Regions from separate parts of the Homo sapiens genome. Here region 2 is linked to region 1. A link is a contact called in ENCODE Hi-C data. All regions are on one chromosome and are shown on one strand. Each heading gives the region's core, a stretch centred on a gene start or an enhancer-like site at or near the end of the contact. The rest is flanking DNA. Distances are from core to core; before and after follow the strand shown. Region 1 has its middle 88 kb from the start of ADRB2. Region 2 overlaps ABLIM3 (actin binding LIM protein family member 3).

Region 1 (5,738 bases), core at 1,458-3,957:
ATTATTTGAAACTGAACTTCTGTCATTCCAGACAGTTTAGCAGCTGCTCTCTGAATAAAAACACAATTGGAAGAGACCAAGATCCCATGTAAGCAAACAGAGGCAGAAGCCAAAGACAAGTGGGTCATGATTATGAATATGTGGTCCTGTTTGTCCACAGTGGGTGAGAGGGCTGAGGAAATGTGCTTAGAAAGATTTCAGAACAGGTACAGGAGGCTGACAAAACACTGTTTTGGAAAGACTCATCTGGCAGCACACCAAGGATGGTGGGGCACAAACAGACTTGAATCCCAGAGACGTGAAGCCCATCCGCAAAGACACTATTGTCTGGATTTGGACAGCATCACTCAGAGCAGTCTCACCCTAAAAAACCTTAGGAAACTGGACTGAGGCTGGAACTGACCAGTGAAGGGGAAGTCACCACCTTTAATCTGAGAGCAAGCAGTAAAAGAGAAGCTGGAAAATCCTTCAGTTCCACTGGCGCTGAAGTGATTGACATGACTTCACATCACTGACTGAAGAGGTGGAATAGAAACAGGTGGAATTGTCATAGACCTGGAGATAGAAGCCCAGTTTCAATGTGGGGTTGCCCACCCCGGGGACGGGGAGTGGACAGCACTCCAAGAATGGTCTGGGGTTTATGGCCTGGTTCATTCTGATGGGTTTGTGCCCTTACCGTAGAGGATGTTCATGTTTTGAGTATCACCCCTACCCACCACCATTTAGCAGGAGTTATCACAATGATTTCCTAATCCAGAGAAAAGGCTTCTGCAATACAGAGAGAAAAGGGATTGAGATCCCAGAGGGAAGTTACTAGAACAACCAGAAAGGGAAGCTTTCTATTGGAAGCAAGGATTTCTGGACACAAAACTTTCAGTACTGAAATCAAGGAAAGTCTTGCATAAACTGGCCTAGTTGGAAGGGACCTTAGAGATCATTGCCCAACCCCCTTTTTCATAAATACAGCCCCAGAGAGGGCTCACATTCACACAGAGCCTGTGGCAAGGCTACACCTGGAGCCCAGGTCTCCACCTCCACCTGCAGGGCCCTTTCCCCTGGTGGTGCTTTCTTTCAGTGCCACCTTCTTCATTTCCATAATTACAACTAATTTCTTGGTACTACCCAAAGCAGGGAGTTTTCTAACATCGAATTGTTAGATAGGAGGGATGGCAATGTCTCCCACAGTCCTGTTTCCAGGTGAGGAGGGTCCTAACGGAGCCATAGCTCATCCCACAAGTCCCTGCTGCCCTGCTCAAGGCAGGCTGCACCTCCCAACTCCTTGACTTGCTCTCTGGCAGCCTCCACAGTCTCTTTGAGTAAAAGAAGGCTCTCACCGAAGCCTGAACCAGAGAGTTTGCCTCTCTCTTTTCCTTGGGCTGCAAACAGGTACAAACAAAGACCCAAAATAAATAAAATTCTTTTTCTGTGCCACCCTTAGCACAACAGGGTGAGAGGGGAGAGAGCAAATGCTTAACTGGAAAAACTCAGGGACAAATCACCTGGAGCTCCTCCATCCACCTGCAGATGGCACCTCTGGTTTTCCTATCCTCTCACTCCTTAGAGGAGTGAGTAGTGAAGTGAGCAAATGATTTCTGACCCAGCCCTCCTGGAACCGGTGGTCCGAGAGTGCAAGGCCCTGGTGTGAGGAGTCCCACGCATCTGGAGATGCATGCTTCCCGAAGGATGATAAGATCAGCCTGATGGACGGACAGCTACACCTCCAAAGACTTTCAAAACAAGAGCACAGAAAATGAGCAACTTCTCCTGCCTCTCCTAAGCCCCAGGCTGCCTGTTTACAAATTTTCTCTCCTCTCTCTTCTCATGCCTGAATCTGTTCAGGAATGTTACATCCCAGCCTTTCTGGGATGACTACACGTCACAGTGGCAGCCATTGTAATGCCTCACATCCCGGAATGTGGCATCCCTGAATGAGTCAGGCAGGAGTGCCGGCTGTGAGAGAGGATAGCCTGCCTCATGCTGCTTCATCCTGGGATCATGGGGCTCAGGCTACTAGATGATGCATTTCAAGATTCCCGAAGGCAACATGCAATTTATTGTCCAGTTTGATGGAGAAAAACAGAGAAGTGGGACTACAACAATAATAATTTCACTTTCATCACCTTCTAATTTATAAAGTCCTTTCATAGCTAGGCCCTCAATTGACTGGTACAATAAATATCCTTGTGAGGAAAGCAAGGCTGGTAAAGCGCAGAGGCTGGAAATGCCTCAGGCCTTGTGCCTGGTAAGGAGCAGACAGGACCAGCAGCTGAGATGTTGGCATCATGCAGACTTCAGGGCTCTTCCCATTGCATGGTCCATGTCCTTCCTTCAGAAGCAGGCATGCTGCTTAGTCTGTAACGTAGACTGGCAAATGCACGGAGGTTTTTCCAAAAGGCTGAGGTAGAGGCATTGCACACAGCAGTCAGAGACACCGACGTGGGGGTTGAGTAGCCCCCAGCTGAGTCCTGGCCCTGCTTTCATTGACTTTGACCAAATGATGCTACTTAAATTCTGACCGTCAGTATCTAGTTTTAAAATAGATACAATAATGTCTACATCATAGATGTTTACATTAAGAAGATAAGGTCTTGGAGACAGTACAGCATAGTGGCTGAGAGCTATAGCGCTGGTGTCAATAGACCTGGATTCAAACCTCAGGTTTGCCTCTTGCTAGCAATAAGTCACATCACCTCTCTGAGTTTCAGTTTCCTCATCTGTGACATGGAGATAAAACCTCTACCTGTTTCATAGGGTTGTGAGGACTAAGTGTGATAATATATGCAAAATAGCTTATCTAAGTGCTTGGCAGGAAATAGGCACTTGATAAATACTTGCTGAATGACGAACTGAAATGACTGGCAAGGCTGGGATATAAAACAAAGACTGAATAACTCCAGAGCTGGGGCTCTTAACTTTCATGGAATGCTGGTTCTCAAACATGCCAAGCACCTCCCACCAGATAATTGGGGTGAGAGGCATTCTTGCAATAGCTGGGTAATTATCCTCAAAGCCCCTTCCAATCCTTAAGCATCCATGAGTTCACCTACTCTCTTGGATGCGTCCCAAAGGCCTTCAAAGAAGAGGAACTTGGGGAAGGAATGTAACCTCCATAAGAGCTATGTCTCCACACAAGGGGAGAATTGGGCTAACACACACACACACACACACACACACACACACACACACACACACAGAGGTATATCTGGCCCCATTCTACCACCAAGATGAGAGGTTTCTGTCTTAGAGACCGTAGAGAGATGCTGCTGTATGAGAACACTGAGGCCCAGAGAGGTGAAGCAATTTTCTTAAAGCTGCACAGCCAGAGAGTGGCAAAGCCAGAACTGGAATTCAAGCCTCCTGACTTCCAGCCCCAGGCTCCCTGCCACTGCCTCCCTATTTACACAGGCTTTCATAATCATTAGGGCACAGAATTAGTTCAGCACTAAGCTTTCAAAATCCACATGGTCCCTCCCATAGGTCCTCTTGAGGACAAAATCACTCAGGGATAAAAATGTATTAAGTCTTTTGAAATGGCAGAGGAGGGTGTTCCCTCACATAAGAAATCCTGAGGACACCAGAGTTGAAATACTGATTTGATCAGCGGATCATCTGGGCCCCATCTCTTGTGCAATTTTTGTCTTGTTTGGTATTCAGATGGTGGAAGTGTCAGGCTTCTGAGCCAATGCTCTCTGACAAGTGCATTTTACATGCCTCTGCAGCCCTGACCGAGGAGTGGCAGGCCTGAATCAGTTCTCACCAGAGGTTCGGAGAAATAGGTTGCTCTGATCCCCAATCAAATCTATTAGGAGTTGTCCCACCAAACAAGCCTGTGAATTCCAAACAGTGGCTACGTTCTCACTGCCCTTCCCACCTAGGTCACTGGCCTGGCTGGACGACAGATTCTGGAGCCCCAGATTGTCAGTGCTGGGCAGAGGCTCAGACATGTTTTGACGAAACTCCATACCTCTCAGCTGCAGGAACTAAGGCCCAGGAAGAGGAAGGGACTTGTCCGAGGTCACACTGTGGGCTCGAAAAGTGAGAGTTTTGTTCCTTTGGCCCACAATCTCCTTTGATCCTAAAGTGGTAGCCTGAGAAGTTCAGATAACAGAACATGTGACAAAGAAGCCAGAGCTCCAGGACAGTGAGGAGAGAGAAGAGGCACCAAGCAGCCCCTTAGTGACTGAGCTTCTAGGAGCACCTGGCACCCAGAAGTCCCTGTCCCCTGACAGTGCAGGTATCCTAGTGCCTAGAGCCAGATGCTTACATAACACGAAACCACACCTACATCAAACACACACACACCAAAACCAGAAGTGACCTTTTCTCCTCTTCACGCCTCCCAGCATCTGAAGCTGGATCTCCTGCCCAGATATGTCAGCTGGAGAATGAACAGCTTAATTTGTGATTGGAGACATGTAAGTTAGATGCAAGGAAAGACAGTCCCAAGTTTTGGAGCTGAGTGACGTTACTAAGGAATTTCCTTCTTTAGAGAGTAGTTTAATTTCAATGTTGGGTATGGTTATCCGAGAACATATAGTTCCAGAATTGAATAATCTATAAAGTTTGCTTGAACTGAGTCATTTGCTTCTGTTGAGATTTGAATTGGAGTCAGAGAAGTTTTTTGTTTTGGTTGCCAGGAGTGGAGTCTTACCCTAATATATAGTCCTTGGAAAGACCCACTTAGACACAAACAACAGCCACCACCCCTCCCATCCAAAAAATTAATACTTGGATGTGGGTCAAAACTGAGCACAGAATAACAAAACACGTGCTGTTTCCTAAAGTCACCTTCAGGAGCTGCTGGTATAGGAAAACTTTTTGTCTCAAAGACAAAGAATAGCACAGGCACCTCCATGAATCAGGCTCCAGAAGCTACTACCCGTCCCCCTTCATGAATCAAGGTACGAAAACTTCAGACTTTTGTGAGAAAATGTTTTAAAACAAATCCTTGAAGTTTAAAAAGAAAAAGAAAGGTGTGCTTTTCAGAAGATTATGCAATGTTCTAAACTACAAACAGCAGGAAAATTTTGTCCTCCCCAAACTCTAACCTGAGCATGCTTATTCTTCCTACTGTAGACTCTCCGCGATGGTAAAGGACCAACGAGGTACTACCAGGAAAGAGTTAGATACACAGAAATCACTCAGTAAATGTTTGTGTTACAAATAAGGTCAAGAAAGTGAGCTTTTTATGCAATTTAAACTAAAAAGTCATCCTGTTCAAAGCTTGGAGAGGTGTAGGAGAAATGAATGTCTGATCTAAATTGACTTTCAACCAAGACTGAAAGTGGCTGTTACTGATCCTAAGCACCATAACGCAACTAACATTTATTGAGTGCCTCCTGTATGCCAGGCACTGGGCTAAGTGCTTCATCTTGGCTACCTTATTAAATCCTCAGGATAACTCTGTGAGCAGGTAATTGTTATTAGCTCCAAATTACTGGAGAGGGAATTAAGGATTATGGAACTTGAATAACTTGCCTAGTAAGTAGCAGAGCTGCTACTCTGGGATCAGAACCTATGCCTTCCAACTTCACAGCCTGTGTTTTTTAAACCATTATGTTCTACTCCCTGCCAATTTTAAAAGTCTCTTATAATTGAGTGAATTAGGGCACTGGAAGAGAGGGTTTTTTTTATTTTCACAAACTAGCAGGGACTACACTTTAAGCTCATCGTGTGTTGCTGAGTGATGAAATTTGTCTCTGAATCTGGTTCGGGGAGTGCTGGCATTCTTCATTCCA
Region 2 (5,368 bases), core at 2,795-5,294, 320 kb after region 1:
ACCTGCTGGGAGGAGAGGAGTGGGAAATTTTTTATGTTAATGTAAAATTCTCATAACACAAAATTAACCATTTTAAAGCGCACAATTCGGTAGCTTTTAGTGCATTCACAATGTTGTACAACCCCCACCTCTATCTAGTTCCAAATCATTTTCATCACTTCAAAAGGAAACCTCATACATGCCATTAAGCAGTCATTTCCCATTCCTCTGTCCCCGAACCCCTGGCAGTCACCAATCTGTTTTCTGTCTCTATGGATTTGCCAATTTTGTATAGCTCTTACAGATGGAACCATACAATATATGTTCTTTTGTGACTGGCTTCTCACCCTGAGAATAATGCTTTCTAGGTTCATCCGTATAATAGCAGGTATCAGCAGGTCATTCCTTTTATGGCTGAACAATATTCCATTTTTGGATCTACCACATTTTTTATGTGGATGAAGATTTTTTAAAAAAATTTTTATTTCCATAGGTAATTGGGGAACAGGATGGTGTTTGGAAGTTCTTCAGTGACGTTTTGTGAGATTTTAGTGCACCCATCACCTGAGTGGTATACAATGCACCCAATTTGTAGTCTTTTATCCCCTACCCCTTTCCCAGCCTTTCCCCCTGAGCCCCAAAAGTCCATTGTGTCATTCTTATGCTTTTGCATCCTCATAGCTTAGCTCTCACTTATGAATGAGAACATACAATGTTTGGTTTTCCATTCCCGAGTTACTTTACTTAGAATAATGGCCTCCAATTTCATCTGGGTTGCTGCAAATGCCATTATTTTGTTTCCTTTATGGCTGAGTAGTATTCCATCATATATACATATATATATATATATGTATGTATGTATATAATATGTGTGTGTGTGTGTGTGTGTGTGTATATATATATATATATATATATATATATATATATATATATATATCACAGTTTCTTTATCTACTCATTGATTGATGGGCATTTGGGTTGGTTTATGTGCATGGAGATTTTAAAGGAGCAGTTCCAAGGTTCCTCCCAGTCTATTGCCACAAAGATAGTGCTGCTGTCATAAAGGCAGAGGTCTGAGAAACCTCATCCTGCTATGGTGAAAAAAAAATCCAGAGGCCAGGCGCAGTGGCTCACACCTGTAATCCCAGCAGTTTGAAGACTGAGGAGGGTGGATCATGAGGTCAGGATATCGAGACCATCCTGGCTAACATGGTGAAACCCCGTATCTACTAAAAATACAAAAAATTAGCCGAGTGTGGTGGCATGCACCTGTAGTCCCAGCTACTCGGGAGGCTGAGGCAGGAGAATCGCTTGAACCTGGGGGCAGAGGTTGCAGTGAGCCTAGATCACACCACTCCCCTCCAGCCTGGTGATAAAGCGAGACTCCGTCTCAAAACAAAAAAAGAAATCCAGAGAGGAAACCTGCCGTAAGAGAATGCCCTAGCTAGGGTCAAGGCCAAAAACTCCAATGCCCACGTCAAGGAGTGGGAAGGGCTGGGAGTCAGAAAGTAGGGAGGGTCACTGGTGACCTGCAGTATCTAAAAACCTTCAGACTCAGAACTGTTTAAAATCATGCTTACTAAACAGAACCGTCCAATGGACCACTTTCAATCACTGTACTTGTAACCTCTAGAATGCCAACATTCTAGAAGACTATGATACCAACTCCAGCTTTGGCATTAAAAAACAAAAAGCATTGGCCGGGCATGGTGGCTCATCCCTGTAATCCCAGCACTTTGGGAGGCCGAGGCGGGCAGATCACCTGAGGTTGGGAGTTTGAGACCAGCCTGGCCAACACAGAGAAACCCCATCTCTACTAAAAATACAAAATTAGCCGGGTGTTGTAGTGCATGTCTGTAATCCCAGCTACTCAGGAGGCTGAGGCAGGAGAATCACTTGAACCCAGGAGGCAGAGGTTGCAATGAGCCAAGATCGTGCCATTGCACTCCAGCCTGGGCAATAAGAGCGAAACTCCATCTCAAAAAAAAAAAAAAAAAAAAAAGCCTTGGCAAATTTAACATCAGGGTGTAGCAGAGAGGTGGGTGGCTTCCCCAACATTAAATCAGCCCCAAATGTTACAGGTGTGGAGTGTGCTATAACCAATCAGAGAGATAAGACTGACTGCTGACTCTGCTAACGATTAAAAATGGCCTTAATACCTGGCTGACAGATAGTTTTGGAGATTAACATCTCTATCTCTGAGTCAGCTGATACAGAAATAGCTAATCCTTCACTTCCATAACCTTCATAGTAGGTTTTAACTGCAGAGCCTGGAATTGTGGGTGACAATCTCAGAGGACAGGAGGAAGTGACTCATGGAACCAGGAGTTGAACAAGCAGAAAATGTTGTACTCTTACAAAAAGCTAGAGCTCTGCCTTATAAAATTGGTTTCTTTATCACATAACATTCCAAGAAAATAAATTTAGAGTGTTATCTGGTATTTAGCCCTGTGGTTCTCAAATTATGAGTCATAAAATCACCTGGGGAGCTTGTTAAATCACAGATTCCCAGGTCCCACCTCCAGGGAGTTGGCGTCAGTGGCTTCTGCAGGGGGGCCCAGGAATCTGAATTTTACCAGACTGCAAGACAGGTGATCCACAGGTCACAGTTTGACACACCCCAATATAGTGAATATGTTTGTAGACTCAGTCTGGAGTTGTGGCTGTCTAATCAGAGTCTAGATTGTACTACTTGTCCAAATCTCTGGGCCCAAGTTAGAGAAGCCAACTGCCTAAGATAGAATGCCATGTTTCTTTTGTTTATTTATTCACTCAATGAGTATTTATTGAGAATCTGCAGTTCCTGCAGATATATCTGTAGGTATAACAGACATGAATCCTCTCCTCATAGAATTTACATTCTTATCAGGATAAATGGGTGGGGCAAATAATTATCTTCTCGGTACAGTAAAACCTGTTAAGATGGAAACAGAATCTCTAAGGATTTGGGGGCTGGTAAACATCCCTTAGTGTAAGTACTGTGTGCTGAGTCTCCTTCCTAATATCACTGCTGAGCATTTATATACCCAATGTGTACTTAAACACTTTTAGGGACAAGGGCTTACTGTCAGTTGAATAAGGCCATTCAGTTCTTAGGTGTTAAATGTTCCTTGCCTGAACCTTCTGCCCTTAGTCCTAGTTCTACAAAACAAATGAATGCCTCTTCCTACAGAGAGTCATTAAAATCTGTAAAATCAGCTTTCACCATTCTGTTAAGTCTCTTCTTCAGGGTAAAGACCCAGCCTTAGAATTGCATTTGAGTCCCCTTCCTAGGATAGTCACCATCCTCTCATGGGTGCATTATACCTAGTATCTTTTTGAAAAAAAATACAAAGGTAGGGTCCAATGAGTCATTCACATGCATTTCTTTGTTAAACACACATGGGCCAGGCACTGTTTTTGGCTCTGGGGATAAAGTCCACTGAAGAGAATAACCATCTTCTTCACCATGATGTTATCCTTCTGTTAATGTCACATTGTTGAGCTATTGGCCTAGGGAATAAGCTCAGAAGACCGTTATTTCACAGGGATCTTCATGAACAAATCATCTTTTCTTGCATTCTTTATGTAAGTTTATTGCTAGCTACCAACTAACTTTTTTTAGCCTCTTTTATTTACAGATATACTACCAACTCCTAAATTCTGATTTTTTTCATTTCTAATTATATTTTTTTTCTTGTTTGATCCTCCTCTCCTTGTTTCTTATGTAAATATGCTTTCCGGTATGCAGAGTGCTGAAGTTAATGGCCATTTTTGGCTCAGTTTTATTTCAGAGTGAAATGCCAATGTTATGGGGTTAGAAAGCAAAAGAGACCCTCTAGTCTGACCCCCTCGCTTGACACATTATTTCCTTGTATGAGGACTTCTGCCCTCTTGATCTTTCCTATGTCTCTTTAACTTAAGTTCATGACCTCCTCAGACCTCTGTGTCCATCTCATCCATTTCCTACAGTGACCTGTAACATGTGTTTCCTGCCACAGCCACAGTCATAAACAATTCCTGATAGATTCGGAAGCAACTCAGAGAGGAACCGGAAACGCTCTCTCTAATAACTCCCTAAAGTAAGAATCCCAACACACAGCTTGGTAGTGGACACACCCTGTGATTGCTGGATCAAGCCACAGACTCAGAGTCCCTCTACTGGGCTCTGAGAACCATTGCATTTTACTTTAGAAAGAATTAAACCCAGTTGAATAATAAGGAATACCCAAGTATGTCGGCAGACAAAAATCAAAGATTCTTGTTCCACAAAAGACAAAACTGCCCGTAAAATTAGAAACTTGGAGATGAAAATAATCTTCAAGGCCACCCAAATCCCACCTTATTGTTCTTCAGATGAGGAAACTGGGACCCAGAGAGAGGATGTGTTAGGGGCTGAGCAGAGACAAAAAACACAGGCCTCCTCACTTCAGGCCTCTCTTCTCTTTTTCACTCCGATTTATTGACCTTTCACCACCATCTCATCCCTTAGCTAGTATTCCGGTCCTGGGGGTTCCAGGCAACAAAGCATAATATAAAGTATATCCTAGAGACAAAGTCAGACAAACAAATGCCATCTGGATGCTCAGGAATCCAGCCATTGCTGGCTTCTTTCCTTTTAGGGCTGGTTACAAGGGGAATGGCTCCAGAGGGATAATATGTTCCTATTTTTCCTTCTAATCCAGGACACCTGTCCCTTCTTTGGGGAATGTGTCATATTTGGGGCTGCTTCTCAACATGTGAGCAGCCACCTGTTGCTCATGCCTTTCCAAATTGGCCTTTCGGGTTTGGGGCTGGCCAACTGGACCCCCACCCACAATAAAATGTGGGCGTTAGCAGTATACTAAATTTGAAGAGTCTGGAGTCTCTGAGGAATTAGCAGGTCAAGGCAATGCTCTCAAGCGGAATATACACCATGACACCTCCTCCCCCTTAAATGTGATAGCTCTGGTAGACAGTCATAAGTCTTTAAGAGAAAAGAAAGCTGGAGTTCACCATGCTCTGTCACTCTTTTTTATCCACACTGTCATTTATTCATTCAACAAATATTTATTGACCACCTGCTATGTGTCACTGACTGCCAATCATGCACTCACCTCTTCACCCCACAAACATGTACGGATCTCTTCTAAGAGCAAAGTCCCGTGCTGGGGACTGTGGGAGATGTAGCAATGAATAAAGCTCAGCTCCCGCCCAGAAGAAGCTCTTGATTTAGTGGGAAATGAAAAATCCATAAGCTACTGTGCCTTAAGGCTGTATGTGTGGAAAGAGACACAAAGAACTATGGATCACAAAGGACAGAGAAGTCACCCCCAACTGGCAGGTAAGAAAGTTTGCAAGAGGATGTCATGTGAGCCCTAGACCTTTAGGAACAGGTAGGATTTGGACACACAGAAAAAGGATGTGAGCG

Evidence for each region. Hi-C counts contacts between places; a loop is a spot of excess contacts on that map. Pooled maps may share reads with other maps.
Region 2: a loop to region 1 is called in a map of PC-3, with 8 times the contacts of the local background. The contact joins two enhancer-like sites. A Hi-C loop is called at or near these places in 3 of 168 maps with a recorded cell type or tissue (Calu3, PC-3 and PC-9) and 3 of 50 pooled maps.

The regions. Positions count from the first base shown.
Region 1 is chr5:148,911,349-148,917,086 of GRCh38, forward strand. No RefSeq gene overlaps it. Among named protein-coding and RNA genes, the nearest start is that of ADRB2, 88 kb to the left of the region's middle. Within about 2 kb of position 2,708, at least 8 of the 41 ENCODE cell types and tissues checked have a DNase peak (open chromatin) inside an H3K27ac peak, as active enhancers do.
Region 2 is chr5:149,225,112-149,230,479 of GRCh38, forward strand. The region is part of intron 8 of ABLIM3 (actin binding LIM protein family member 3); the gene reads left to right. Among named protein-coding and RNA genes, the nearest start is that of AFAP1L1, 44 kb to the right of the region's middle. Within about 2 kb of position 4,045, at least 5 of the 41 ENCODE cell types and tissues checked have a DNase peak (open chromatin) inside an H3K27ac peak, as active enhancers do.